2 separate regions of the Homo sapiens genome follow, and region 1 is linked to region 2. The links are chromatin loops, found by intact Hi-C in ENCODE. Cell type or tissue: heart right ventricle. All regions are shown on one strand. Each heading gives the region's core, and the rest is flanking DNA. Links, peaks and the distances in the headings are about the cores only.

Region 1 (15,236 bases), core at 3,375-8,374, 250 kb before region 2:
TGGGCTGGTTTGTAACCTGCCCTCGGGGAGTCACCCCAAGTCTATGCTCTTATTTGTTTCCTAGGGAGCTTGACTTATATTCATGCATTTCCCATGTCAAACATTTATAGCTACCAATTACCAGGTTCAGGTTATTAGGATTTGCTTTTCTCCCATCTTTCCCCTACTGTTTTGTTTGTTTGTTTGCCATTTGGCCTCTGCTTTCCAATAGGAAAGGAAGGAAAAGGTTAATTTGTCATATACTCTGTGAAGAGTGTGGGTAAATGAGTAGTTGAGTCATAATAAACTCTGTTATCTGTGCAGATTATCAGTCTTTGAGCCTCATGGCTGCTTTCCTGCCTTACCCCACCTGAGCTTGAGGGTAGCATACTTAGGATTTGTCTATTTGCAGAATTGTTTTGAGAGCCTAAGGCCCCATAACTGGGAGGCTGTATGTGCTTCATGTCAGCTCCATTAGTGTCTGTTTTATTTAGTGCTGTTTTCCATTATCTCGAACAGAGTCAGTCATATAGTAAGTACTCAATAAATATGTCTTGAATGAAAAAATAATTTGTATTTTCCAAAGCCATATGGAATGGGTTTTGTCATTCATTATTTTGGATTCTCAGGGTGGTATTCCCCTCACACACTCCTCACTCCCACCCCTGGGATAATCAAGAGTCTAATATTGACTGAAAGGAGGCCTTTGTAGAAAAGCTAATGAAGTCATATGGAGTTGCAGGGCTCTGCTGCCTTCCCCAGCAGCTGGGGTGAAGTCTGGTGAGTGTGTAATGAGTCATTGCAAAATGAGCTCCAGTGTCTCCCACACCTTTGCAGCTCCAGAATTCAAAAGCTGTGATCCAGTCAAAGGACGCCACCATCCAGGAGCTCAAGGAGAAAATCGCCTATCTGGAGGCAGAGGTGTGTGTGCTGGGCAGCCCAGCAGGGGAACAGGACTCTTGAAGAGAAGGTGGACATAAGGGAGACAGAGGTTATGGGAGGGGTCTTTGTCATGTCTTGCTGTTGCTCTGAAGTGAATACCTAGGGTGGTTGGTTGACTTTCAGTTCAGCTGAATAAACATTTTCTGAGAACCTTCAGGAAGCTGCTAACAATGATGAGATGACCACCCCCCTGGCCCCACCTTCAACGGACATGTCATCATGGTGCAAGCCACATGCCATGGCTGCACACGGCTAATTCTGACCCTCCAGGCTTTGCAAAGGAGCTGGCAGTGGTGCTGGGCTGTGAAGGAGGAGGAGGCATTCATACAGATGGAGCCTTTTCCAGGGCTAGATTACGTAACGAGTTGCCTTCCTAGTCTAATTTCCACTTTGCCACAGGGCCCTACCTGTCTGTTGACTACCTGAAGATCACTTTGCGAACGCTCTGTGAAGATCCCCTGTAGTGAGGGAGAAAAATGGGAGAAAGGGTTATCTTTAGAGAGTTTGCAGTCTATAGTCAGAGATAAAATGTGTATTTTTAAAAAGACCAAAGAATGCTTTATAGAATAGCGTATCAACAAAGGCAAGTGAGTATCTCAACTGAGGACAAAAAATTATATATAGGGGCCAGGTGCAGTGGCTCATGCCTGTAATCCCAGCACTTAGGGAGGTTGAGGCGGTAGGATTGCTCGAGGCCAGGAGTTCAAGACCTAGGCAACATAGTGAGACTTTGTCTCTGAAAAAGAAAAAATTTTTTTAATTAACCAGATGTGGTGGCATGCATCTGTAGTCCAGTTACTTGGGAGACTTAAAGGAGAGGATCACTTGAACCCAGGAGGTCGAGGCTGCAGTGAGCTATAATCACGCCACTGCACTCCAGCCTGGGCAACAGAGTGAGACCCTATCTCAAAAAAAAAAAAAAAAAAAAAAGAACTGTATGTAGAGGACATATAGGAAACCATCAGTCTGTCAGTGTTGTACAGAGTTATGGAGGAGCAGGTATTGGAGGATAAGCGCAATCTATGGTAATGAAGATGAGGCAAGTGGGTATCCAGGTGGTGGCACGCATGGTGGGGGTAGAGGCAACAGCAGCATAAACACAGGCAGAGAGACCAGAATGCACTAGCTGAACGTGGCACCCGGGAAGCCAGAAAAAGGCCAACTCTAACCCCTAAGCTTGTGTTACAGAATTTAGAGATGCATGACCGGATGGAACACCTGATAGAAAAACAAATCAGTCATGGCAACTTCAGCACCCAGGCCCGGGCCAAGACAGAGAACCCGGGCAGGTGAGTGAGCGTGTGTAGATAGAATGGGGCCAGGGAGGAGGGGAGAAGGAGGGACAGAGCTCTGTAGAACCTTTAGTGCTAAGGCAAGAACAAGGCTCCTTTAAATCCAACTTTCCTCCCTCAGTCTGACCCACTGTTTGCCGGAACCATTTTCTAGCCCAATTAGAGTAGAACCTGTTAACACAAGCCCAGGGAGGTCCATGAATGGCTTCTAGAGATGTATGAACCACCTGAAATGGTAGGAAAAATTTAGTTATAATGTTTGCATATTTCTAGGGAGAGGGTATTTTGCCTCTAAGAGATTCAGAAAAGGACCCATGATCTTGACAAAATCGAGAATCACAGCTATATCCACTTCTCAGTTGTTTAACTGCCCCTCTCTTTTCTTCACCCTTGCTACAAGACACATGTATCATGCCCCAAATCTTCCCCTAGTTGTCACTGATAATTACTGTTTTAAAGCACTTGGAACCCAAGTGATCAGCCAGCACTGCAGTGTAAGATTCCAGAGGCCAATGTGAAGATTCCAGGGGCTCTGTGAAGGGTGGGCCACAACACAGCTGTTCCCAGCACAACTCAGTGTTTCCAACCTTCTTTTCAGTATTAGGATATCCAAGCCGCCTAGCCCGAAGCCCATGCCTGTCATCCGAGTGGTGGAAACCTGAGCTGCCTGGAGATGGTTGCTGCCATTGCTGCTGCCTCTGCCTCGGAGAAGCCCACTGCCCCTGTTGGCTGTTAACACTGCCTTTGACTTCCTGACTGTCCCCTGGCTGCACCCAGGACTTCGGGCTCCTGTGTCTCACCATTCCCAAGCCCCTGGCCACTCTAAGCTGGGCAGACGGAGCACGAGCACCTATTCAAGGCACTGCAGCCCTTTGGAAGACATTGTCCTGCAAGCAGGAGCCAGGGCAATATCTATATTCCTACAGTGACTATTTTTCTCTGTAGAGAGCCTCCCTTCTGTTGTAGACTGGACTCTGGCTGTGCCATAAGCCAGGCCTTCATCAGATTGGGAGAGGTGACAAGATTTGCCTCAGCCCTAAAAGCTGGAGACACAGATGTCCAGAGTGATTGGAGAATGTCCTGGGGGAATGAAGTTCCTTCCACAAACACAGCTCAGTTCTTAGCAACAAACTGTTTGTTTTTCTACTTGCTCCATCTGCAGCCTACGCTGCCCTGGCCTCCTGCAGACAGATAGTGGGGTTACCTGGCAAGGCCTGGTGAGAGCCAGTGAACCTAAGCTTTGACTGGGTGGCCTTGTCTTTCTGGGGAGGAGGGAATGTACATTCAGGGAGTAGCCTTTTGCGGAAAAATTCTCTAGGGCTACAGACAGTCATGTGTGACTTCTCTCTGCTGTGAAAACTCCCAGAGTCTCTTTAGGGATTTTCCCTAAGGTGTACCACCAGGCACACCTCAGTCTTCTTGACCCAGAGCCTGAAAACTGTTTTCACTGGGTTCCACCAGTCCCAGCAAAATCCTCTTTGTATTTATTTTGCTAAGTTATTGGTGGTTTTGCTTACATCTCATGATTGATATAATACCAAAGTTCTATAGCCTTCTCTTGCAGTATTTGGATTTGCTTGAAACCGGGAAAACTGTTCCCATTAGGCTTGTTAATGTCAGAGTGACACTATTATGAATCTTTCTCTCCCTTTCCTCTGCCTGTTTCTTCTCTCTTTCTCCTTCAAACTTGCTCTGCAGCTAAGGAAGGTGAGTCTACTTTCCCTGAGGCTTTGGGGTCAGAGTATATGTTGTTTGGAGAAAGAGGGCAATCAGGACTCTTCTGGGACCCAGATGAGTTCTTCACTAGCCCTTCTGAACCCCTTGCTCCATAATTGGTCTTTTATCCTGGCTCTGAATGACCCTGCAGGTCATCATGGTTTTCTTTTTTTATTGTTTTTTTTTTTTTCTGAGACAGAGTCTCACTCTGTCACCCAGGCTGGAGTGCAGTGGCGCGATCTCAGCTCACTGCAACCTCTGCCTCCCGGATTTAAGCGATTCTTCTGCCTCAGCCTCCCGAGTAGCTGGGACTACAGGTGTGCCACCACGCCTGGCTGATTTTTGTATTTTTAGTAGAGATGGGGTTTCACCATACTGGCTAGGCTGGTCTCGAATTCCTGACCTCAGGTGATCCACCCACCTCGGCTTCCCAAAGTGCTAGGATTATAGGCTTGAGCTACTGCGCCCGGCCCATGGTGTTTTTCTTTAGGGCTCTTCCTACAACCTTGAGAAGTAGATAGGCATCAGAGTATGGTACTATAGGAATCAGAAAAATTCAAAACAAATGTGGATTAAGTGTTTAGGCTCTATGTGGCTCACGCAGCCAGAATCCTTAAGTCTGTGTGTTTCTGTGTCTCAAGACTGGGCTCACATTCTGGCTTTGTCCATAACAATGCTCTGGGATTTCAGGGAGTTCCCTCATTTGTAAAATGAGGGGGTCAGAGCAGGTGATATCCATGTTTCTTCCCTTTCTGATATTGTTGTCTGTGGCATATTCTTTGTATGGCGAATTTAATAAATTATATTAATGTGTCTCTTTGACCTCCTGGTCTGGTTTCCTTTCACTTTTCAGGGAGGATGAAAGAAGAACATTTTAGTGCTTCTTGGAAGATGGGCACCCTGTTATCCACATGTGGGAGGTGTGGTCCAAACATCCCAAATGCCATGATATGAGGACTTTGTGGCATTTATAGAGGTATTAGAAGAAGCTCACCTCCGTGCTCTGAGTCGTGATTGTAGGAGGCAGCCCCTAACTTTAGCTTTGACCCTCTCTGGAGCAATGGCCTTGTAGGATCCCTAAGCCTGGCCGCATTGTGTCTCATTTGGAAGAGATAGAGGTAGAGTCCTGTGATTACATAGAGATAGAACAGCAGCACTGGAGGTAGATGAGTAACTGCATGCCTTCTGCAGAAATGAAAAGCACTCTGGAAATGCTGACTGCAGCTGTTCAAGGGGGTTCGTTTCTGGCTGTCTCTGGGCATCATTCAATTAGTCTCATGATTTTTTTTTTCCTTTCTGCCAAGAAGGCAGTTGACTGCAGGGCCAAATGGGGACATAGCTGAATTTACATGAATCTTCTCTGGGCCAAAGAAACCAGAAACACAACAACCCCTCATCCCTGGCTTGTTTCCTTTCTAGCTCCCATTTCTCTTCTTCAATTGAAAGAGTGTACATTTTTCTCTGATTTCTTCCCCCTTCTCCTGCTTCTCAGCCAATTCACACCACAGGCTTCAAACACATTGGAAACCTCTTTCCTTTGCAGACCCGGATTTGTCTTCTGACACCCGTGGCTCTCTTCTTTCTCTGGCAGTCTTGTTTGGCATGGCTAGATCTAGACTGTACTTGCTCTTAGAATATTAACAGGGTGGAAGCAGGGCGGGGTTGACCAAGGTGCCAAGAAGACTCACAGGGCTGGAGGAATACTGGAGTGAGTGTGCTGCCATACATGAAAGGGAGGCTCCCGCCGGGCCTCCTGTGCTCAGTGGGAGGAACCAAGATTTGGGTTGCAGATAATGGAGCAGTCTGGAGGCATTCCAGAGACTCGAACCAGGGGTCTAAGAGAGTCCTTGGACAAAAACATGCCACTGGTGTATATTTCCTAGAGTTTAGTTATGCCACAACCAAAGAGAGTAGGGGCATGACACAGGGGAGCGGGGGGCACAGGTTTGGAAAGGGAATGTAGTCAGGGAAATACAGTTTGTATCTTGGTGATCTTGTCAATTAGAGACGGAGAATGGGGAACTGGAGGAGAATGAGATGGTGTTCAGGGCCTAAAGAAAAGGTGTGGCGAGTAAGGCTCTTGGCTTTAGTGGCCTGTTTATTGCCTATGTTTTGTCATTTTTAAGCCAACTCCTCTGTGCTGCCTTAATATTTTGTGGAGGGAGGATAGAGTCTGATTCCCTGGGACCTCTGCCATGAAGGCCTGTTTCTTTGAGCTGGGTGTTGAGAGCTGCTCAGACATGCAGCCGTCATCAACAGCGTCCTGTAAACCTGGAGCGTCAGCCCAGCACGGGAAAAGAAGCAGCAGCACCCTGCCTGCCGAACAACTGCCCCATCTTCCCCATCTTCGTCTGTTCTTTCCCCTGCACAGAAAAAAGCCTGGCAGTGACACAGTATTTCAACCAAATGGTGCATTGGAACCTTTTTCAAACTAAATTTCTAAGGCCAAGAATTGATTGGCTCATTTTCATCTCTATTTAAACGTACCTTTTGCTATGATATGTCCCACTAGGAAGTGTTTCCACTTTGGAAAGGAAAGGTGCTCTGACATGGCAGGAGTTAAAGCAACTTAATTAGGCTGGGCGCAGTGGCTCACGCCTGGTATCCCAGCACTTTGGGAGGCTGAGGTGGGCGGATCACTTGAGGCCAGGAGTTTTGAGACCAGCCTGGCCAACACAGTGAAACCCCGTCTCTACCAAAAAATAAAAAAATTAGCCAGGTGTGGTGTCGGGTGCCTGTAGTCCCATCTACTCAGAAGGCTGAGGCAGGAGAATCTCTTAAACCCCAGAGGCGTAGGTTGCAGTGAGCAGAGATCGCCCACTGCACTCCAGCCTGGGCGACAGAGCAAGACTCCGTCACACACACACACACAAAAGAAAAGCAACTTAATTTGAGGAGGGTAACAGCCTTTGGGTTGGAAAAGCAAGCAGCTTTCCCTCTTTAACCAGCTTTTTAGTGTGTGTTGCTGTTTTCTGCAGGGCCTCTAATAATCCCCTGGCTTCCTCATTCCTGAGAGCCAAGCATCACTGCGCTTGGGCCTGAGCTCCTTCAGGCTATGACTCAACAACAGGTGTTAGCCTAGGGCCCTTGGCCTCTTTTTTCATATTTCAGTTTAAGACTTTAGCTTTGCAAGGAGAAATTGTTTCCTGTCTTCCCTGTCCAAGTTCTAAGCAGGATGGCCTTGAAACTCCAAAGTTGGAGACCTAAATATTCTCTATTCCCTCTTTCTCCAAGGAAAATCCATACCCAGGCTGAAGATAAAGATGTTTCTTAAAGGTAATTTCTAGCACAGCATGCTCTGTAGCAGTGAGACCTACTTTAAACACAAAATGTGTGTGGCCTTTCTGCTGGAATTTCTCTTCTCCTGGAGCCCCCTGAGACACAGAATTGAGGGTAGATAGTAGCAGGATAATTAATTTCCTAAAAGGTGTTGGTCGCCAAGTCTTAGACCACAGGACCTCAGACAGCTGAGGGAAAGGAAGTCATGAGTACTCGTGACTTAATCTATCAATTCAGTGCTGATTACACACCCAGCCCTTCCTCCCACTAGGATTCCAGGCCCAAACTTGTATATGTCTGCAGGAATTTTATCCTCCTATGTATGTTTTGTTTTTATTTTATTTATTTTTTTGAGACAGAGTCTCACTCTGTCACCCAGGCTAGAGTGCAGTGGCATGATCTTGGCTCACTGCAACCTCTGCTATCCAGGTTCAACCAATTCTCCTGCCTCAGCCTCCCAAGTAGCCAGGACTACAGGTGTGTGCCACAATGCCTGGCTGATTTTTGTATTTTTAGTAGAAACACGGTTTCACCCTGTTGGCCAGACTGGCCTTGAACTCCTGGCCTCAGGTGAGCTGCCCTCCTCGGCCTCCCAAAGCGCTGGGATTACAGGTGTGAGCCATGACGCCCGGCCCTGTGTCTGTTTTATATCTGTCCATATGTGCTTGTGTGTGAACTGGCCTGCTATGTACAATATATTTCTTACTGTGGGAACAAATCTGAAGAACACTGGCTTAGAGGACAGACCTCTGTCCTTGGCTGTATTGTAATCTCAGGATCGAGGTCCAAAATGGACTTCCTTCCAAACTGCTCCCTGTCCCTTTATCCCTTATATCCAGTTTGTCAACAGGTCCTCACGTTTCCTCTGTTGAAATATCTCTCAGGGGCTGGGCGTGGTGGCTCATGCCTGTAATCCCAGCACTTTGGGAGGCCAAGGCGGGCAGATCACCTAAGGTCAGGAGTTCAAGACCAGCCTGACCAACACAGCGAAACCCCATCTCTACTAAAAATACAAAAATTAACTGGGTGTGATGGCGCACGCCTGTAATCCCAGCTACTTTGGAGGCTGAAGTAGGACAATCGCTTGAACCCAGGAGTGAGCTGAGATTGCGCCATTGCATTCCAGCCTGGGAGACAGAGCGAGACTCTGCTAAAAAAAAAAAAAAAAAAAAAAAAAAGAATATATTTCAGAAGTGTGCCTTCCCATGTTGACAGTCTCAACTCATCTCTTGAAGCCTAGATGACCACTGAAGCCAGTCCTTGCTGATCTCTACCTCTAGCCTCTTACCTGCCCCACATCTACCCTCCCCACCACTGTCATTTGAATCTTCCTGGAATGCAGTGTTCTTTCTGTCAGTCAGGGCTATTTAGCCAGGACAAAAGGAGGATGATAGCAGTTTCCAAAAAGATGAAGGTTGGTCTCTTGGGAGGAGCAGCAGCAGTTTTGCTCCAGAGGGCAGAATCTGGATGGTGTGGGGTGGTTGCAGGGAGATAGCCAAGAAACAAAAGAATCCATTGACAATTCGAGGAGGGTGGGCTGTCTTGGCAAGTAGCAAGTTTTCCTACACACACCAGCAGTATCTCAATTAGAAAACAACATAAAATATAACAAGAGATAGAAAATACCTAGGCATAAGCTTCATTTGAAATGTCAATGACCTATGTGAAGAAAATGACCACATTTTGTGGAGAAAGATGGGAAAACAATGAAGAAAAATTTTCCTGGATGGAAAATTAAAATTGTAAAGATGTCAATTCTTTATTTTTAGGCTTTGTGTAATTACAGTGAGTTACATTGTAATTCAATAGAGTCTTTTTAGAACTGGATATAATTATTTTAAAATTTCATCTGGAAGAATAAATGGGAAAATGGTAAAGAAAATTTGGAAGGCAGAGCTAATTTGGGAGGATTATTAGCCTTGGCAAATAGCAAAACATTATATAGCTTATACATCAATTTAAGAGACTAGCTAGGCAGAAATAGACTCAATTATACAGTATAAGCATTTAAAAAGGATAAAAGCAGCATTGCAACTTAACGGGGAAAAAGGTATTTGAACAGTTGGTTAAAAATTTGGGAAAAGGCTGGGCGCGGTGGCTCATGCCTGTAATCCCAGCACCCTGGGAGGCCGAGGAGGGTGGATCGCCTGAGGTCAGTTCAAGACTAGCCTGGCCAACATGGCAAAACCCTGTCTCTACTAAAAATACAAAAATCAGCCAGGCATGGTGGTGCACACCTGTAATTCCAGCTACTCAGGAGGCTGAGGCAGGAGAATTGCTCCAACCCAGAAGGCAGACGTGGCAGTGAGCCAAGTTCGTGACACTGCACTCCATCCTGGGCAACAGAGTGAGACTCCATCTCAAAATAATAAGAATAATAATTGGGAAAAAGAAACTAAACAGCATACCTAAATTCTATATAAATTAATTAAATATTACAAATTGTAGAAAAACTACAAGAAAATAAAATTGAATATCAAATCCAAAAGGAAATACATTTAGAATGTTAGTATTGAAGGTCATGAAGGAACATATTTTTAGTTCATAAAAATGTAAAATTTCTGAATTAAACTAAAGGCCCAAAGAATGAAGAATTATTAGTGACAAATGTGGTGAACAGGCAACATTTTTATTGATCAGCTCAAACAAATTGATACAATTACTAAGATTTTACTAGATCAGTGGTCAGGAAAAGAATAGTTCATCAAAAAATTCATATTCTGGCCAGGCGTGGTGGCTCACGCCTGTAATCTCAGCACTTTGGGAGGCCAAGGTGGGTGGATCACCTGAGGTCAGGAGTTCGAGGCCATCCTGGCCAACATGATGAAACCCTGTCTCTACTAAAAATACAAAAATCAGCTGGACGTGGTGGTGCGTGCCTGTAGTCCCAGCTACTCAGGAGGCTGAGGCAGGAGGATCGCTTGAACCCAGGAGGCAGAGGTTGCAGCGAGCTGAGATTGTGGCACTGCACTCCAGCCTGGGTGACCGAGCGAGACTCCATCTCAAAAATAAGTAAATAAATTCGTATTATTTTTAATGCACATATTTATTAAGCTCCTGCTCTCTACAGGCCACCGTGTCTTTGACCAAGGATTCAGGTAGGGACACAGCAGCGAACAATACAACTTTGCTCTTGCCCTCAAACATCTTGTGTTAGGTAGGATAACATGGGCTAAAAGTTGGAGAAAATGTGACTGCAATTGGTTTAAACAACAAAGGACCAGTGTTTCTGGTTGAGGTGACAGAAAAGTTCAGAGACACTTTAGACTCAAGTGAGCCTGCATAGAGAAGCTTGAGGTCTCACCAAATACCCAGCTTCTTTTCATTTCTTCTCTCTGCAGAAGAGGTTTGTTGCAGTGCTTATTATAATCATATAAAATGGGAAACAACATGTGTCCAACAATAGAGAAATGGGTAAGTAAATGAGGATGCAGTCACTCTGGGACATTATGCATTCACTACAAATGGCTGTTATGAAGACTATGTCGCATCAGGGAGCAGTGCTTAGAATGTTAAATGAAAAAAGTAGGACACAAAATTTTATGAACATTTATGACAGCTTTGCAAAACAAAATGTTTCTGGAAAGCCTAGAAATAAATATACCTAAATGCTAATCATGTTAGCGGGGTGGGTTTTGCCTTTGTTTTTGTCTTCTGTTACCTTTATTCTTTTATCTAAATTTTCTAGAGTGTTTACTCTCTCTCCAGCTAGGCTGTGTTCTCACTGCCTTCTGCACATACTGGGATCATTCCTGTCTTTGTACAATTGCTGGTGTTATTTCTTTTACCAGCAATGCCTTCCTCTTTTGACCTATTAATCCATTAAATATTTACTGATAATCGAATCAAGGGTATTGTATAGCTTATGCAAGATAATGTATTTGAAAACACTTTTGTAAAGTGCTTCACAGATGTTACTTGTTATTGTTAGGTGGAAAAAGAGGAGGAGGAGGAAGAGAAAGAACCTATTATTTGCATGATATTGAGCCAGGTACCGTAGGGGATGTCTGGATGGAAAATATAGAACAGGGTTGTAGCCTTCCAGAAGTTTGCACTTGTCAGATGGATGGGAGAAAAACAGCAGCATGTGAAATAGGTGAATAGTCATGGAACATGTGAAATGCTAATATGAGAGAAGGGTGGAGAGGCTGTGGAGCTAGAACTAGGCTCCGAAGGATTTGGGCAGGTAGATCGGCAGGAAGAAAGCTTGAGTTGGAAATGAATGTGGCATATGTGGGGGATGGTGAGCCCAGCTGAAGAGACCTTTGGGAAAGTGGCAAGAGGGCAAGGAGAGACAAATGGAGTGGGCCTTCTGGGAAGAGTCTGGACTCTAATCTTTATTCTTATTTTTACTTTATTTTATTTTATGTTTGAGACGGTGTCTTGCTTTGTCACCCAGGCTGGAGTGCAGTGGTGTAATCTCAGCTCACTGCAACCTCCTACTCCCTGGTTCAAACGATTCTCCTGTCTCAGCCTCCCAAGTAGCTGGGATTACAGGTGCGCACCACCATGCCTGGCTAATTTTTGTATTTTTGTAATTTTAGAGACAGGGCTTCACCACGTTGGCCAGGCTGGTCTTGAACTCTTGACCTCAAGTGATTTGCCTGCCTCGGCCTCCCAAAGTGCTGGGATTACAGGGATGAGCCACCACACCCAGCCTGGACTCTAATCTTTAAAGTGAAAGGTCTCCATTAGAGGTTTTTGTTTGTTTTTGTTTAAACTAGTATGTAAGTTCTGTCAAGGCAGGGATTTTTCTTGCCTGTCTTGTTCAACACTGAATCCCTAGTATCTAGAAGAGTGGCCCCTGGCACATAGTAGATGCACAATAAATATTAGTTGAAGAGAAGTTGGAATGAATGAATCACTAGAGTGACATGATAAAATAAGAAGGCTAATCCCAAAGAGGCAAAGAGCATGGATTGAAAAGGTAAAGGCTGGCAGCAAGGAAACAAGTAATAGATGTTAGGGCACCTCCAGGCATGAAGCAATGAGGGGCTGAACTGCGATAATGGCCACTGGACTGGAAAGAAAGGGACTGGTGGTGTGAGAGTCACTGGGAAAGAACTGATAGGCCTTGGTGACTGACCAACTGGTGTAGGAGAAAAGGAGAGGAAATAATGAAAGATAACATCAAAGAAAGTTCCTCATTCTTCAAGACTTAACCTGTGTTCTCTTTCGTGAAGCCCTCCCAGAATTCTCAAGCCTGTGTTGTGTTCCCTTTCTGCTCAACACAGATCATCTGTATTACCCTGTTGTAGGATGTCATAATGTACTGTCTTCCATTATAATTCGGACTTTGCATGTGTTTGTTTCCCCAGAGAGACTGCAAGCTTTTAAAGGTCAGGGATATCTCTAATTCCACAGTGCCTAGCCCTAATAGTGCCACAAAGTAGATGGTTAATACGTGCTTACTGATTTAGAACAAGTTTATTCAATCAAGCCATCCTGGGCCGCGTCAGGATGGCTTTGAATGTGGCCCAATGCAAATTTGTAAACTTTCTTAAAACATTGAGATTCTTTTGCAGTTTTTTTTAAGCTCATTGTCTATTGTTAGTGTTAGTGTATTTTATGTGTAGTCCAAGATAATTCTTCTTCTTCCATTGTGGCCCAGGGAAGTCAAAAGATTGAACAGCCCTGATTTAGAAGAAACCTGTATTTTTTTCATCATAAAGAGGCATTTCTGTTTGTTTTTTTTTTTAAATTATTGTTTTCATTTTCTTTCTTAGTTGGCCCTAGGGAATGAGGAAGAGACAGATTCTGGGACCAATATCCTCCTTACGGGAGAGTCAAATGCCAGCTATTATCATTGCCATCAGCAATAAATAATCTTATTCATGCATTCATTCACTTGTTCTTGTATTCAGTCATTCAACAATAGGGGAATAGTGTAGCATAGAGTTTAAGGAGTTAGCATGGGCTTTGGATCTTGCTCATAATCTTAGATATGTTACTGGCCATACTAGTTTGGAAAAGTTATTTAAGCTCTCTAAGCCTTAATTTCCTAATCTATAAAACCAAAATAATAATGCCTATCTAATAAGAACATTTACCAAGTGCTTACATGCACTGTCATTTAATCCCCATTTTACAGATGAGGGATTGAGACATAGTAAGTCACTTGTCCAAGGATGCACAGGTAGAAAGTGTCAAACCAGTTCTAGGTCATAGGTGATTCGATTCCAGAGCACTTGTGCTTAGTGCCATGCCTGACAATCTCATGGGTGTGGCAGTGGCCAGCACAAAGCCATATGAGGGGATCCTATGTGGCACGTTTGGCATGTAGCACATGCTAAATATGTTAATAATTGTCAATAAGTATTTTTTGGCCCAGCACAGTGGCTCATGCCTATAATCCCAACATTTTGGGAGGCCGAGGCGGGCATTTTACCTGAGGTCAGGAGTTCAAGACCAGCCTGGCCAACATGGTGAAACCCCATCTCTTCCAAAAATACAAAAATTAGCTGGGTGTGGTGGCATGTGCCTGTAATCCCAGTTACTCAGGAGGCTAAGGCAGGAGAATTGCTTGAACCTGGGAGGCAGAGGTTGCAGTGAACTGAGATCACGCCATCGCACTCCAGCCTGGGCAACAAGAGTGAAACTCCATCTCAAAAACAAATAATAAATAAATAATAACTAAATAAATAATTTTTTTTAGCATTCAATGTCAGAGAAGATATAGGGCATGGCTTTGAGGATGTGAAGAGGAAAAGATACACAGACTCTGCTCTCAAGTTGCCACCAGTCTAGTAGTGCCACCAGACACTGGTGTAAACCAAAAATAAAAATCTAAGCCTCCCCAACTATCTGAATGGACCCGTCTTCTCAGCCAAGGGCATTCCAAAGTTAACCTGAAAAACTAGTTCAGGTCCTGATTAGAAGCAGGAGCTGGACATACCTCATCATAACCCTCATCCCTTTTGGAATTACTGATGGAACAGACTCTTTAAGTCTGATAAGAAACATTTACAATCTATTGTTTCTGAAGCCTGCTACCTGGAGGCTTCATCTGTATGATAGAAGGTTGGTCTCACAATCCCTTATCTTGACTCAGATATTCCTTTCTATTGATTCTAATTCTATTGATTCCTGACATAGCACTCAGGAGATCCTGAGAACATGTGCCCAAGGTGGTCAGGCCACAACTTGGTTTTACACATTTTAGGGAGACATAAGGCATCAATCAGTACATGTAAGGATGTACATCGGTTTAGTAAAGAAAGGTGGGACAACTGGAAGGGGGTTGGGGGAGCTTCCAGGTCATAGGTAGATTCAAAGCTTTTCTGACTGGCAATTGGTTGAAAGAGTTAAGTTACTGTCTAAAGACTTGGAATCAGCTGGGTGCTTACATGTACTGATTGATGCCTTATGTCTCCCTAAAATGTGTAAAACCAAGTTGTGGCCTGACCACTTTGGGCACATGTTCTCAGGATCTCCTGAGTGCTATGTCACAGGCCATTGGTCCCTCATATTTGACTCAGAATAAATCTCTTCAAATATTCTATAGTTTGTCTCTTTTCATTGACACTTGTATGCCAAGAGGCAGACAATCATAAACTACCACTGCTAAAAGAAACCTTAGAAAGCATCCGATCCAACTCCCTCATTTGACAGATGAGTAAACCGAGGCCCAATGGCGGGGGTGGGGGAGTGAATTACTTTAGGTTGAAATTTGGACAAAAATCTAGATCTACACTGGAGTGCAGTGTCCTTGACCTAAGGAAAGTTCAAAAAGCGGCAGAGAGATGGTCCCTATCCGAGGCCTGCGTGCACTTACAAAGTAGCTTCCTGGGGAAGCAGAAGCGGTTTGGGGAGGGGGCGGGCCAGGGGAGTGGCTGACGGGGAGAGCTCAGCCTTTAGCCAGACCCTCCGGGATCCCCTGGGATCACTTGGCTCACTCGAGTACACAACCCTTTTGCATCTTGTGTACTTCTAAATTTCAAATGGTGACTTCCTCTCCCTTCCCTGTCTTTTAATAAGGGTGTGGGGTAGCGGGGAGATTCTATTCCTGTCTACTTCTCTAACTGTTGC
Region 2 (15,236 bases), core at 9,791-14,790:
ATCTCTCCTTATTTCTTGATTTGTTTCTGCTCCTTTTGTCGGGCCCTTGGTCTCTGGGTGTGTCACAGTCCCAAGCCCCATGTGCTTTGACTTTTGCCATCGGCGGTTGGAGGGGCTGGTGGTGGTTGGCACTCATTGGGGTCAGATAACTTGGGGCTATGAGATACCTGTAAATGTCCAAGTGAGAAGGACCAGTGGCACTGACCCCCTCGTTGGAGGAGGCCCTCTCTCCTACTTCCCCGCCTGGGTGGGGCTGTGTGTGTGTGGTGGGGGTGGGAATAATGGAGAGCTGGCCAAGTGTCTCCCTCAGCCCCTCCTGGGGACTCCTGCCCCGCTGCTGGGCTAGAAGCACACCTAGTCATTTCATCCCAGGGTTGATTTGCTCATTAGGGGCCATCTCTGGGAAGACCAGTCTGCCAGCGTTTGCTGCTAATAGAGAGAAGCTAGAAGGGAAACGGAAGCTCCAAGGGGCCCTTTCCTCTGTGTAGAAGCTGTTGGCTCTTCTCTCCAGCCCTCCTTATCCACCCCAGCTCATATGCCTGCACTGTGGCCTCAGTCCCTGTCACAGAAGTGGAATTCTTTTCTTTCCTTGGTTTCCCTTCCTTCTAACCTCTGGGAGAGCTGAGTCTCCATCATCACCCTTGGGGATGCCTGCCTTAGGGCACTGGGCTCTCTCTTGGCCCTGGGCCTTTGGAATGGGAGACTCTCCATAGTTGGTTTTGTTGTTCTATCTTAAAATTCAGCTCCCTTGTTTTGCGGATGGTAGACCAGGGCCCAGTGACTTGGCTTGTCTAAGTCTATATGGCTAGCCAGTGATAGGCGGCACAAGTGCCTGGTCTTACACTGTCAGTCCAGGGGTCTTTCCAGGACTCAATACGGCCTCCCTTCTGTGGCTTGTGGGAAGACCCCAGGTTGAAGCTGGGGCTGCTTCAGGCCTCAGCCACAGGGGCATGGGGCTTCCCTTTTCCTCCTTCACCTTGTGCTCTGAGAGCTTCTCTGGCTTCCCTGGCTTCCCTTCACAACAAATACAGGGGACTTCCTGAGGTTGCCCACCCTTGCTCTGCTGGAAGGCACAGGAACCCCAGACATCTGCCCACCAACTGTTGGCCCAGGGCTCCAAGCCAGGAAAAGGGTGAGGCCGAGGTCTTTCCAATCCCATCTCCATTGCCTTGCTTCCCCGGTCAAATGGGTGACTGACCCTGGAGAACCACACACACACATACACACACACCCCACACACACACGCACACACACACATGCACACACACGCAGGCATGTGCCCGGGTGCACCCTGACTGGATTCCACATAGTCCTCATGTCCCTGGATTGGGCAGAAAGCCTGGTGGCTTTGAGGCCTGGACGCGGGGATTCTGTGCCCTGCTGCCTGCCAACCTCAGTTGACTCTCGCTGTCCTGTTGCTTCAGAGCACAGCAACTGCTCTGGCCTCCTTTTACTCACAAGCAGGCTGGAGGCACAGAGGGAAACACCGTAACAAGGGAAACACTGTAACAGGAGAGTGCGTTCAGGGCCCCTAGTAATTACCAGCCCCCATCAGATACCAGCTGTGTAACATTGGGCCAAGTACGCGGCCTCCTTGGCTCTCAGTCTTTTTGTAAAATTAAGGGCCTGGATACCTCAGATACTTTTGGAGGTTCTTTTTGGAACTCAGGAATTCCTCAACAGTCCTCTTACCATTGCTGCTGTCAGGGAGCCGCCTGGCCAGCAGGACTCCCCAGCTGCTCCACCCATCTCCCAACAGATCTTGACCTTGACCAGGACGCACCCTGCTTTGCTCAGATTTGCTCACACTGTTCCCAAGACATCCTCCTTTCCAGAGGGGTGACGACAGGGTCCAGGCTCCCCCGCCCCCAGGTGGCCCCATTCACTTACTTCTCATGACTGAGCCTTGGCTCTGCCGGCCTTGGCTCCCTGTCCTTCTCAGCAGGGGGTGGTCCAGGAGTGGGGTGCAGCTGGCGGCAGAGGCGGGGCGAGGCCCTCTCAGCAGCGCCTCAGCCTGAAGCTCTGCACCTAGCTCTCTCCCCCAGTGCTTCTGGACTGGGGGGTTTAAGCTCTGCACCACACAGGTGGCCAAGTGACAACCCCCCACCCCACCCCCAAGGGGTGCAGTGAGTAGGATGACAGGCGCCCCACGTGGCCAATCTGGGCCTGGGGCAGGGTGTGAGGGGAGGGGCAGCCAATCGTAGGGGGCGTTGGAAAATTCCAAAACCACATGCGACAGCCACACGCGGTAAAAGCTGTTTCCACCCGCCAGGGTAGTTCTGGCTGGGGAGCCAGAATGGAGCTCACACGAGCCTGAAGCCAAATTTCTACTCCTCCTACCCCCGAGGACCTTCCAAGCCTGACCCTCTTTGCCAGGTGACTTCAGGGACAGGGATGTTTTCAGAGGTAAGTCACAGGATGTCTGCCTGGGGTGGTGGCATGTGCCACCTGACACCCTGTGGACTGCCAACAGCCATACCCAGTGTGGTGCAGCCTGGGGGGCTGTCCCACCACTCCCATGCCCACGCTCCTCCCTGCAGACACCACATATATCTTGCGCTAGGGAATACATGGAAATGATAGAAGCAGTAATAATCACCAGGCAAATACCCACAATCCACAGAAGGAAACCAGAAATTTCCTTAGGAGCCAAACTGCTGAAATTGGAGTGTAGATAATGATCATCATCACCATCATCATACTCATAATCATAATAATAGTGCTTACTATTATGTGTCAGAAATGGTTCTCGATGTTTTATGTGGATAATCTAATCCTCACAAAATACTTTATGTGGGCCGGGGGCAGTGGCTCACGCCTGTAATCCCAGCACTTTGGGAGCCCAAGGTGGGTGGATCACCTGAGGTTAGGAGTTCGAGACCGGCCTGGCCAACATGGTGAAACCCCATCTCTACTAAAAATACAAAAATTAGCCAGGCATGGTGGCGAGCACCTGTAGTCCCAGCTACTCAGGGGGCTGAGGCAGGAGAATCGCTTGAACCCGGGAGGCGGAGTTTGCAGTGAGCTGAGATAATGCCACTGCACTACAGCCTGAGCAACTGAGTAAGACTCTGTCTCAAAAAGAAAAAATAAAAAAACTTTATGAAGTAGCTACCATTATCCTCATTTCGAGGAGGAAAGTGAGACACAGAGAGGTTAAGTAACTTGCCCAAGGTTACACAGCTAGTAAGTGGCAGAGTCAGGATTCAAGCCCAGGCAGACTGGCTTCGGATCCCACTTGAAGGATGGGAGGGTTTCTCTGGTTCAAGTCTGCTTTTGAGGGTGTCTCAGCCTGGGAGGTCCCTCGGTATGTGAGTCTCTCTGGAGTGTTTTTTGGCCTGGGGGAGGGGGGTCCTTCTCAGGGGCCAAACAATTCCAGAGACCTTCTCAGCCTCTTAGGTGCTTTGTGGGGTACATTGGCTTTGAGAGTCCCTCTTCAGGGCCCCTCAGTATTCAGGCTCCCTCTTGGTCTGGGGAGTTCCCCCGGGTTCCCCATCTTGGACCCCCATCTTGGGGTTGTCTCAATTCAGGAGCCAATTTTCAGAGTCTCTCGGCCTGGGGGAGGCCTTAATGTCTCCTGGATTCTGTGGGGCAAACTCCTGAGAGGTGTCTGATCTTGCTGGGACTCCAGACCCTCTCATCCAGGCACAGGCCTTTCCTTGCCTTCCTGGGCCTTCCTGGGGCTTCAGGAGCTGGGCCGTGGAGTGGGGGAGAGGCTGTCAGCCTGGATCCTCAGGACAACACTCTTGGGGTGGGGACACGAGGACTGGTGGGATGGGAAAGGGATAAGGAGGTATAGTCCTGGCTGAGGTTTCTGAGGTCAGGGGTTAAGGGTAGGAATAGGGTTTGACCTCTCCCAGTTCCTGCTGCTCCGAAAGTCCCCCTACTCCCCCCACCCACATAAGGTCCGTGACCCCCCTCCCCCAGCTCACCCGCGTCACTCCCTGACCCGCTTTCCTCCCGGGGCCCTGCTCAGCATTTCCGTGGGGCCCTGTGGCTAGGGGCAGGCGAGACACTGATCAGGATTATGCTGAGCAAAGCAACCCCCACCCAGGAGGAGGTAGCATCCTGGATGGCCCTCAGCCCTGGGCTGCCCAGCTCATGGAGAAGGGCAATGCTTTGCTCTCTGAGATGTCTCTACTTGGAACAGGGAGGCTCTAGACAATTTTGGCATTGGGCGAGATGGCAGTGAGCTCTCAGGAGGAACTGGCAAGGCAGTCAAGGGACGGCTATGGAGAAATGGTGTGGCCACTCCTACCCTGGAGGGATCCTCTCGATTCAGGGACCCATGCTCACAGAAGGGCACGCATGGCCCTGATGGGCATAGCTTTGGGACTGTGTGCATTCTCTGGGGGACTAGCCTTTGCCACAAACTAGGAGAGGAGAGCTGATGTGCTGAGTGGTCCCTAGAGAGGATTCTTATTCACTAGCGTCCACTGGGAAGTCCTCTCTGAGCTCTAGTGCCCTTCTTACCTGCTGTAGTCTGGCTTTCAGGGCCCCAGGACACAGAGTGCCCCTGTCCATTCTGTTTCCTACAGAGATAAAGCTCTCCTGCTCTCTAGTCCTGCACAGGCTGGCTCCAGGCTTGTTCACACCTCAGGATGTGTTAACCACAGAGATGAACACCAAACCTGGCTCAGGACCACAGAGCTTGGTGCAGGCTGGGCACAGTGGCCCATGCCTGTAATCTCAGCACTTTGGGAGGCCGAGAGGGGTGGATCACAAGGTCAAGAGTCTGAGACCAGCCTGACCAACATGGTGAAACCCCGTCTCTACTAAAAATACAAAAATTAGCCAGGCGTGGTGGTGGGTGCCTGTAGTCCCAGCTACTCGAGAGGCTGAGGCAGGAGAATCGCTTGAACCTGGGAGGTGGAGGTTGCAGTGAGCCGAGATTGTGCCATCGTACTCCCGCCCAGGCGACAGTGTGAGACTCTGTCTCAAAAAAAAAAAAAAAAAGCCTGGTGCAGGCTCCCTGTCTCCCTTGGCAGCAGCGCTGAGTTCCTGAGTTCCTGAGGCCACCCCGCCTCCGCACACCCCCCTACCTCTATCTCCTTCCTTCCCCGGCCTGGCAGTCGGCCCCACCCCCTCCCATCTCCCTGCCTCTGTCCAGCATTTCTCCTCGCCTTTTTTCACAAGGCGGTTCCCTTTTCCTTTGTTCTCTCCTGGTTTCTTTACAGTGTTTCCTTTCATGCTTCAGGCTTCTTCCTCATCTCCTCCCACTGCCCTGATCTGTGGTTTCCTCGCACCTCCCCTTGCTTTCCTGTTGCCTGCCATCTCTTCCTGACTCCTCCACCTCTGTCCAACCTCAGTCCCCCCACAGATCACTTGCTGAATTATTCTCCATCTCATTATGCCCCAGCCATTTTCTTGCCCCGGACCCCCTACTCACAGGTGTGGGTCTTCTTTGCAGCCAGCAGCTCTGTAAAGACAAGAGAGGGGGTTGACGTCAAAGGTTGAAGATCATGAGGGGCTGAGACACTTTCCCCACTCCTAGGATCCCACTGCCGCACTCCTTCCCTCAGAGCCTGGCGTCTGAAGGGCAGGCAGGCCACCCCCTGCAGTGCCCCTCTCTCCTCCTCTGCCCTTGGGCCACACTGGCCCTCTTCCAGGTACCCAGAAGTGTCAGGCTCCTCACTGCCTCTGGGACTCCCCCAAGCTGCTCCTTTGCCTAGAATGCCTGTCCCTCCTGTACCCCTTAATCTAGCCAACTTCTCTTTCTCCCTCAGGTCTCTGATTATGTTTCTTCCTTGGAGAAGCCACACACACCCCCTTCCCCTGCCCTTGTGCTGACACATTTAGCTCCTTGCATTTTATTTCCTGGCACTCACCATGTCACCAACTGTCACCTAACTGCTGTAATTGTGTCATTGTCTATGAAATGGGTCTTTCCTGCCAAATTGTAAAGCCCTGTGAAGGCAGGGACTGTGTTGGTCTTATTTACTTTGTAATTTCATTGGAGGTGCACAAGAAATATCCTACAGCCAGAGTTAAATCTCTGTGGGACTGAAATCTCTTGGTTGCTTATCTATGCCTGAAAACACCAGGGCTTCAGAGATGTGGGGGTTGGGAGTAGGGGGAGAGGATGTTTGGAGGAAGAGGAGGGGAGAGTTGCAAATACAGACCCCTCTCTGGCTTCCACGGGCCAGGCTTCCCTGGCCTACCAGCCTGAAGAGGAAGGCCTCCCTTCTCTGCTGCTGCTGCGTGGCCGGGTCTGGGTGGAGATTGGGCAGTAGGGAGCATGAGTGGGTCGATGGGGGTCACATGGATACTCGGACCTCCAGGGGGAGCAGCCGTTGAGGGGAGGGCCTTAGCTGGAGCATGGTTGGTGGGTGGGGGGGTGTCACCCATTCATGCAGTTAACATCTATGAAACACCTAGCCAGGGAGCCCCTGGAAAGAGGATTCCCCTGCCAGACCTTGGCCCATTTCCTACATCCACATAGCAGCTCATCACAGAACACATGGCCAGTCTTTTGTCTCAGAAAGCCCTTCAACCATGCCCTATACCCCCTATAGCTTCCCTAACCTCTGACTCTATTCTGTTATTTTTTTCCTTCTGCTGTTCAGTCTTGACACCTGACATACACACACACACACACACACACACACACACACACACACACAGTGCCCTTCTGCCCGGGAGATGCTCCCCACTGGCAGGCCGTGGTCACTAGGCTGTGTGGAGGCGAGTGGCCTGATGGCCTGGGCTCTGCTGGGGTGAGGGAGGAGAAAAGACTGCCCCGAGGTGGCAAGGCCCCACCCAGCCCCGCCCACCTCCCCTTGCTCCTGCCTGGCCCCACCCAGCTTCCTCCCTGACGTGGCACCGGCTCCTGGCCTCTAGCCTTGCACCTCAGAGCAGTCCTGTGGTGGGGGTGCTCCCCTTGCTCACCCAGGCAGCCAGTTCTTCCTCCACCAGGTGGCCCTGGAGCTTGGTGGCTCTGGCCCTCAAACTTTCCTCCTCCATGCTCACAGCTGACCAAGCCTGTGGCCCTGCGATCCTGCTCTGAGGGGGTTCCTGACTTGGACCATGGGTGGGGCCAAGGACGGCCTGACATTCTGTCCTTCCCTGCTGATGGCCCAGTGCCCCACATTCTCTGCAGAGATGAAATCCCACATCCCTGGGTGAGTGGCGAGGAAAGGACCAGGCTACGTGGTCATGGGCAGCTGACAGGGTGTGGTTCCCCCTGCCACACTCCCCAAGTCTGTCACTCCTTAAAGGACAGGTTTCTCCACTGGTGAATGAACAGAAGGTGGAGCAGCCAGCCTCCCGGCCACTGCTGTCTGGGGTCCTGGCCAGATCAAGGAAGCAGTGTCCCTGTGCCTCCTGGGGGGTAAGCCCACACCTGGGAGGGCCTGTCCACATTCTGACCCCTCGCTGGGTCTAGATCTGGCTCCCCTGACTTGGCTCTTCCCTCCCCATCTACCCTCCAACCTGTTTCTTCCTTCTCCCGCTTCTCCCTTTCTTTCCTGTTTCTCTCCTTTTGCGATTTCTTCTCCTCTGTCATCTCCCCAGCCCCTCCTCCTGTTTCTCCTCCAGTTTCACTCCCTGCCAACCCAGGGCTTTCTCCTCTGCACTCTTGTCCCTCCCTCCCCTCCTCACTTCTTGCCCAGTCTCTTGCCATTTCTGCCCTCCTCTGAACCTCCAGCAGTCTCTTCCACCTGCAGGCAGGGCCATGGGCCTCTTACCCCGTGAGGCTCGGTGCTGTCTCTGTGGGGCCCTGTCCATGGGGCAGCTCCCTTGGTGCCGTCCTGGCTGCCCTGGCTGCCCAGGAGGGCAGGGAGCAGGGCCCAGGGGAGGGAGGAGGGCGGAGGGTGGAAGGCGGGAGCACCTGGCCCTCCAGCAGGCAGGGAAAAGGAGTGGCTGGCAGAGTGTCCTGGCACCAGGAGGGGACATGAGGAGAGACCAGTGGACCAGTGCATGGAGCCTTGAGGAGAAACAGGACAGGAGAAAGGAAGGGAACTAGCATTTATTAATCACTTACTGTGTGCTGGGCCCTTTGCAGGACACTTTATGTAAATCCATGCTTTTACTTTGTGTAAATATTCACAGCACCCACCACAGGGAAACATTATTATTCCAGATTGATCAGTGAGTGGAGGGATTCTCAGAGATATTAATGATTTTGCCCAAGGACTCACACAAGAACAATAAATGGGTGAGCTATGATTTGGACCCAAGTCTTTGTGACTTTAGAATCCTGTGATTTCTACCTAAGACAGGTGACAGGCATAGGGGAGATGGAGAGGGCAGGTTTGGGGGACTGTGTCTCTTCTCTAGGATGCAGTCAGACTCCTCCCAGTGACTGTTCAGTTCCCTGAGGCCTCTGCCTGCTCGGCCCCTGCCCCTAACCCTTGCTGCTCTTGCCAGGACTCCCTGACCCCCTGATGCTTCTACGTGCTCCTCATCTGTTGGGGCAAGGGGCAGGCCTGGAGGAGTGCCTGGAGGCAGAGAAGCCATGGTGGGGAAGAGGAGAGGAGAGATGCTGCACTGGACTCATTGGGAGAAGGAGAGGCTCCCAGACCTAGTGGCCCACACTGAGGCCTGCAGTGAAGGCTCTGAAGGGGGCCAAGAGGACGAGGCTTCTGGGGATCCTGGTGCTGCTTTTCTCCTGCATGGCCTGGGCCCAGAGTTTGATTAGCTGGGCCTGACTCTCCTGGTTACCCAACAAGCAACTGGCCAGGGGCCAGGCTGCAGCAAGAGGCTCCCTGGCACCTCCTCCTGCTCTCGTTCCCAGCTGGTAAACAGCAGAGCAGGAGTCAGCCATGCCACAGCCTCGTGACTCGCCCACTCCCCCCCACCTGGTGCACGTGGCACCTGGCATGGAGAGGGCAAGCAGCTGTCCCTTCCCTCTTCTGCCGTCTCGTCTCGCCATCCTCCACTCCTGCCCAACCCTGGAGCTTCACACTCTGCTACCATCAGCACCTCTGTTCTTAGGTAGCTCCCAGAGTCTCCCCATGGCTGCAGATTGAGAGATAAAGGTAGAAGTGGAGAAGGACTTTTCAACTCCTAGGGTCATTGACAGTGGATGAGTAGTGAGAAAGAGGAGGGGAAGTTTTGGGGACCTTCTGCACTGAGTCTAAGGGTATGTGCCTATGCCTCTGAGGCTCTGATTATCCCCCGTGTTCTTTTGGTAAATGTGGGCCCACGCATCCATGTATGCATCTCTGCACAGAACAGGATGTTGGTCTGTTTGGGGGCTCTGCACCTTGGGCAGGTTTGGAGTGAGAGGTAAAGTGCTTTGCAGCTCCCTTCCCCCCCGCCCCCCCAGCACCCTCCAGCTGACAGGAGGAGCCAGCAACATGCCGGGCGTGGGAGTGCAGGGGAGATGCCGTTCTGCTCCCCTCCTCCCCAGAACTCCTCAGTTATCCCCCATCTCTCTGTCTCTCTTTGCTGGCTCCTGCCTGTCTGTGGCTCTTCTCCAGCTGTCCCCTCTCTATCTTTTCTCCTTTTTAGGCCTCTCTTCCTCTTGACTCTGGGTCTCCCAGGGGCCCTTCGTGACTACCTCTTCTACAACCCACCAATTGCAGGCACAGAGTGGAGGTCACGTAGAATGCTTGCGGATGGACACAGAGCATCCCCAGACACTGCAGGCACAGCTGACTCCCCAGTTGTGCCACTTTGTGCTACTATGTAGGGTGGGGAGGAAGTGACTGGAGATTTAGAAGACAGTATCCTGACCTCTAGGCCTAGGAGTGTCACATGCTTCCTAGGCATTCTCTACCTCTCCCCTGCCCTAAGCATGGATAGTTTGAGTTTTTTTTCTCCCCAGGGCAAGAAGATCCCTTGGTTATCCTTATGGGAAGTTCCCCCTCTTGTCTAAACTTTCTCCCTCTTGCTGCAATCACAGCCCCTTATCTGGAAGAATCGTCCTTTCAAAGCAGGGCGGTGGTTATTTCCTCTTCAAATACAATCTTATATAAGGAAGGGGCTGATAGGGATCAGAGAATCATTTCATCCCCACGTGCCCAGTCCCCTTATTGGGGAAATCTCCATGCTGGGGGCAAACACTCTGGAAGGGATGGGAGGTGGTGGTGGTGGCTTGGAACTGGGGAGCAGTCCCCAGCATCTCTTTCCTTCCTTCCCCAACCCTAAACCACAGAAACCACTTAAAGCTCAGCACAAATCTGCCCTTTCAGGGAGGGCCTGGGGGTCAAGGTGGAAAATATGTGGAGCCTGGGTAGTCTGCGGTGGCACACACTTCCCCAGCCCCATCCTTGGAGGGCCCTCTCCTTGGGATGCCTGATCCAGTGATTAGGGACCACTTTTCTTTGGGTTCTAGGGGGTTCCATGCCTGGGGACGCCTCAACCCACTGGAGTGACTCAGGGATGGGTTGTGCCTCAACCGTTGAAAAAGGACAGCCCAGGCTCTGTAACCTTCGGTAGCCTCCAGATCTCACAGTCCCCACCCCTCCCCCTTCTTGTCACAAAGGCCACTGTGGGTGGAGGAACAGTGGGAGTTTGACCCTAGCTCCTGGCCTTGAACTTTCCACAGTGACCCTGCTTGTACCTCTCCTCTACCAATTAACATTTATAGTCACACAGGCTTGGAGGTGGCAAGAAGGGTTTAAATGCTGGGGCAGAATCACTTATAAGAATGTGGTCTGCCATTTACTAGCTGTAGGCCCTGAGGGAAATCTCAGCCCTCAGCTACCACATCAGTAAAAATGGGGCAATAATACCTGTCCTAACTAGTGGATTTTTTTGTTTTGTTTTGTTTTTGAGACAAGGTCTCACTTTGTCACCCAGGCTGGAGTGCAGTGGCGTGATCTCAGCTTACTGCAGGCTTGACCTCCTGGGTTCAAGAGGTCCTCCTGCTTCAGCCCCCCAAGTAGTTGGGACTACAAGTGCATGCCACCACATGCAACTAATTTTTGCATTTTTTGTAGAGATGGGGTTTCACCATGTTGCCCAGGCTGGTCTCAAACTCCTGAGCTCAGGTAATCTGCCCGCCTCAGCCTCCCACATTTATCCACTTATCAAAGTGTTAGGATTACAGTCATGAGCCACCACACCTGGCCTCTGACTAGTGTTTATAGAAGTGCTTTGGGGCCAGAGCAATCTGCACACTGGAGGGTTTCTTAGGACCTCCTCACTCCCATGTTTCTGTACTTTAGCTACCCAGGATGTTCCTCCAGCAATGCTAGGGCCCCCATCACAGAGCCTCAGGGCTGTGAATGCTGAGTGAACTGCTCCTGGGAGGAGTGGCCTTGGATTTCCTCACAGCTTCCCCTAAGCAGTTGGGGTGGCAGTGGGGGTGTCTGGGTGGAGTCAGGTCAGAACCTTTCCCTCCAGCCAGGGCTGTTCCCCAGGCAAGCTTACTTAACCTATCTATCTGATCCATTTCTTTCTTTGTAAAGTGGGAATAATAATACCTACTCTCCTGAGTGGTTGTGACGCGGTGGCTTACGCCTGTAATCCCAGCACTTTGGGAGGCCGAGGTGGGTGGATCATGAGACCGAGACCGAGATCATGAGACCAAATCAGGAGATCGAGACCATCCTGGCTAACACGGTGAAACCCCGTCTCTACTAAAAATACAAAAAACCAGCGGGTGTGGTGGCACGCGCCTGTAGTGGCAGCTACTCGGGAGGCTGAGGCAGGAGAATCACTTGAACCTGGGAGGTGGAGATTGCAGTGAGACGAGATCGCACCACCGCACTCCAGCCTGGGCAACAGAGTGAGACTCCGTCCCCCCACCCCAAAAAAGAGGAATACTAATATCTACTCTACTGAGTGGTTGTGATGATCAACTGAGATAACACAGATAAAGTTCAGGACCTGGTCCAAAGTACTATGGTTAAAAAAAAAAAGTTTCCTCTCCTCCCTCCCTCTTTCTGTCCCTATAATCTTCCCTTCTCTTTATCTGACCCCTCTTTTCTATTCCCTTTCTTGCTTTATTTTTCTCTGTAACATATCACCAAGTAGCATTCTTTACATTTTAATGGCTTATTTTATCACTTTTCTGATCCCCATGTCTGTTTAATCACTGCTGTATCCAATGCCTGCCACCTGATGGACCTTCCCGAAGTATTTGTTGAAGGAATGCATGAATGAAGGTTCTACGGCCTCTAACTTTCTTTCCAGATACTTTCAAATGGGCATCAAATCCAGTTTCTCACCAAGGGTTGTTATGGGAGAATTTGGGGGCTGAAATAGAAATCCAGTACTAGGGGTAGACCTAAATCTATAGGTAGACTTCCCAGAATTCAAACATGGGATTTTAAACTGGCAGGGTACGAAACCTTTGCAGAGCTACCATCTTAGGGAAGGAGGCCCCTTTTAGAGTGACTTGATTGGGAGGCAGCAGCTGGCAGTGGGGGGTATTATCTTGAAGTGATTAAGAGTCCACACTCTGGAGCCAGACTCCCTGAATTCTTCCCTTTACTAGCTATGTGAGTCCTAGTTCTTCCCTTTACTAGCTATGCGAGGCCCAAGATCCCATTGGATAATAATAGTATTTACACCCTAATAGAAGGTGCTGGGAGGAATAAATGGCTTGACTAATTGTTGGAACAGTTCCTCATGTGGTTATAATCCATGTGTAGTAGTTAGCACTTAGGATTGTTTGGTCAATGCCACCACCTGGTGGACACCTGGAGCAAGAGTTCTCTGGCCTAGGGCTGGGTGGTGCGGACCCAATCAGGGAAGGGAGAAGGAACTGGAGAGCTGTCTGAATGAAGCCGTGTGTGTGTGTGTGTGTGTGTGTGTGTGTGTGTGTGTGTCTCTGTGTGTGTGTCTCTGTGTGTGTGTGTGTGTGTGTGTGTGTGTGTGTGTGTTGGAATTTAACGTGTCCAGGTGCTGAGGCTTTTGAGGTTTTGTCAGATCCCGCAAGCTTAGCCCTGGTGCAGGCCACAGCTGGCACCATGAAAAATGAGAAAGGGCCCAAGGGAGAGGGAGAAAGAAGTTGGGTTAGCCTAGTGCCTACCTCACTTCCTCCCTCCCTCCTCCAAGCCTGGCCTGAGTCCAGAGGAACCGGCTCCTGGGAAGGTGGAGGGAGAGAGAAGAAGGTCACTGCTGACGTCAGGGACATTCAGGTAGAGGTAAACACAATGTGACCTACAATTATCCACCTCCCCCCACCCCCACCTCCTTCTGGCTGGAGGAGGCTCTTCTGGCATTCCTGAGAACAGTTCTCACACTTTGGTAGTACCCCACCTCCCCCCTTTCAATCCCTGGGACATTATATCTCATTCATTTGGTACCCAAGCACCTCTCTGGTTCTTGGCTCCAGACTTGCCCCACCCCTCAAGGGACGCACAGGTGTGGAAGAGGCAAGAGGGAAGAAGGAAGACTAAAGGGCACTCTGTGTTCATCTGACATCCCCTGACTCACTCTCAAGAGCCAGAAATTTCATCTGTCTTCAGGACAGATGTGGGTTTTAGAGGGGCACAGGAAGGGAGTGTTAATTTCCTCTGTGCAGCCTCAAGTGGAAGGTGGCTTGTGTTGGTTTCTGTCAGAGTGACTCAGTGATTGCAGGGCTCCCTGATTGTTCGGGGGCCTTGTTGGCCGGGGACCTTAGGACCTACTTGGCCCAGATCTACTGAAGGAGCATCTCATAGGGATGGAGCCCAGGACCCTGCATATTTAAAAAGCTCTTCCAGGATTTCTGATGTCTGGTTATTCTGATGCTCCTTCAAGCTTGAGAACCACTGCTTAAGGTCTGCTCTACTCAGACCGTCTGAATGAGCATCTTCCCCCCGCGTATGGCCGGGATAGAGGGAAGATCGGTAGGCTCTATGCCCGAGCGTGTAAGGTGCCAGTAAGGGGAAATATCTGGCTAAGGACAAGGGGACATTTTATTAGCAAAAATAAATACAAGCCGGGCAGGGTGGAAAGAATGTGGACTGCAGACACAGTGGAGACGTCCTGAGGAAGCCAGGGGCTCAGGCTACAGGCTGAGATGGGTGGGCGCCAGGGATGACCCGGGACCTAGTCCCCCACCCAGCGGGGGCAGCAGCGCAATGAGGGGCGTCTCGCACTCCCCCAGCAGCACATCCCTGCGAAGTCCCGCGCCCCTGTCTAGCACCTTGGCTCTCAGGCTGCGGGCGGCCAGGTCCGGGGGGCCGAGCCCGTCGAAAAAGAAATCCTCGTTGAAGATGGGGTTGGCGCTGCACTTGACCACGCGGCTCTGCTGCTCCCGCGGCCGGACGCGGGGCCGCAGCCTCAGCACCACACAGCAGCCGCCGCCGCCGCTCCCGGGGCGGGACCGCGGCCGGGGCAGGCCCTCGGCGCTCACTAGGCGCAGCCGCAGCCGCCCGGGCCCGGCCTGATATTCGGTGGAGAGCCGCAGCTGCCCGCCGCGGGGCCCCAGGCGCAGCACGCTCTCGCGCGTGGGCCGCAGCTGGCAGCACAGGAAGTCCAGGTGGAAGAGCGGCGGCGTGGGCGGCCCGGCGCGGCGCGGCGAGTGCGGGCTGGTATCGGCCGAGCTCGCTTTTTCTGGGGACAGAGAGTGAGGCCTGGACACCCGGCGCCGGCCCAGGCCTGGCCGCGGGGAGCCGAAGGGCGACGAGTCCGGCGACGAGGCCGTGTCGCTGTCGGGGGCCCGGCAGAGGCGCAGGTCCGGGGCGGAGACGTGCAGCCGGGACTGCGCCGCGGGGAGTCCCCCGGCCGGGGCAGGTGGCGGCCCGTGGAACAGGGATTCCCGCCGGCGCGTGTGCGGGCTCTCGGGCAGGAAGGCCCAGCCTTCGCGGCCCGCCAGGTGAGGCAGCGAGCAGGTCGCGGGGAGGCCGCGCCCCGCCACGTGCCGCCGGGCCGCGGGCACTGCGCCGCCCGGGTCCGGGAGCCGAGGCGGGATGAAGAACTGCGGGATGCGATCCGGGGTGAGGACGTTGGGGCAGGCGCTTGTGGGCGGGCCCGGGGCGCGACGCTTGGAGAACAGGCCGGAAGGCGCCCAACGGGCCGCAGGCTCCGCGGCCCCCACCTTATAGCCAGCTTTTTCCAAGAGCCACATGCGGTGGGTGGGGTAATGGAATTCCGAATTCCGCAGGGCCGAGAGGGTCCAAATCCCGTCTCAGATGGGAGTGCTCGGCGGAGCGGGGCTGGGCGAGGAGCGCAGAGGAGTCAGAGGTGAGTGATGCTGGCGTACACCGGGCGGTCAGCCACCGCGCCCCGGTCTCCGGACCCACTGGGAGCGCGGACCCCTATTTGAGCAGAAAAAGAAAGGGCGGCGCAGTCTGGGGGGCTGGGGAGAAATGGAGGGAGCAAAGGGCCAGTCAGTCACATTTTCATATACGGGC

The links. Hi-C counts contacts between places; a loop is a spot of excess contacts. Peaks named below come from ENCODE experiments on the same cell type or tissue, not always from the same donor. Only the 100,000 strongest peaks of a DNase experiment are listed, where the experiment ranks them.
Region 1: a loop joins it to region 2, with 2.2 times the contacts of the local background. A loop is called at or near these places in 47 of 110 quality-filtered maps.

Annotation. Positions count from the first base shown.
Region 1 is chr1:151,578,833-151,594,068 of GRCh38, forward strand. It overlaps TUFT1 (tuftelin 1), which reads left to right. Exons shown (of 13, transcript NM_020127.3): 11 at 817-900; 12 at 2,110-2,210; 13 at 2,812-4,751. The coding sequence ends at 2,875. Among named protein-coding and RNA genes, the nearest start is that of SNX27, 26 kb to the right of the region's middle. In heart right ventricle, for the core only: no CTCF peak of the experiment used is centred there; no DNase peak of the experiment used is centred there; H3K27ac peaks cover 2,697 bases.
Region 2 is chr1:151,824,040-151,839,275 of GRCh38, forward strand. It overlaps C2CD4D (C2 calcium dependent domain containing 4D), which reads right to left. Exons shown (of 2, transcript NM_001394591.1): 2 at 13,779-15,181. The coding sequence starts at 14,950. The coding sequence ends at 13,889. C2CD4D-AS1 (C2CD4D and THEM5 antisense RNA 1) reads left to right here and starts at 14,238. Exons shown (of 4, transcript NR_152846.1): 1 at 14,238-14,698. It overlaps RORC (RAR related orphan receptor C), which reads right to left and starts at 7,763. Exons shown (of 11, transcript NM_005060.4): 1 at 7,686-7,763; 2 at 5,390-5,419. The coding sequence starts at 7,725. RefSeq lists enhancers at 815-1,750, 5,012-5,697, 6,384-7,071 and silencers at 14,335-14,434, 14,445-14,564, 14,635-14,724. In heart right ventricle, for the core only: a CTCF peak has its summit at 12,563 (motif pointing left); a DNase peak (open chromatin) is centred at 12,602; H3K4me3 peaks cover 947 bases; H3K27me3 peaks cover 2,275 bases.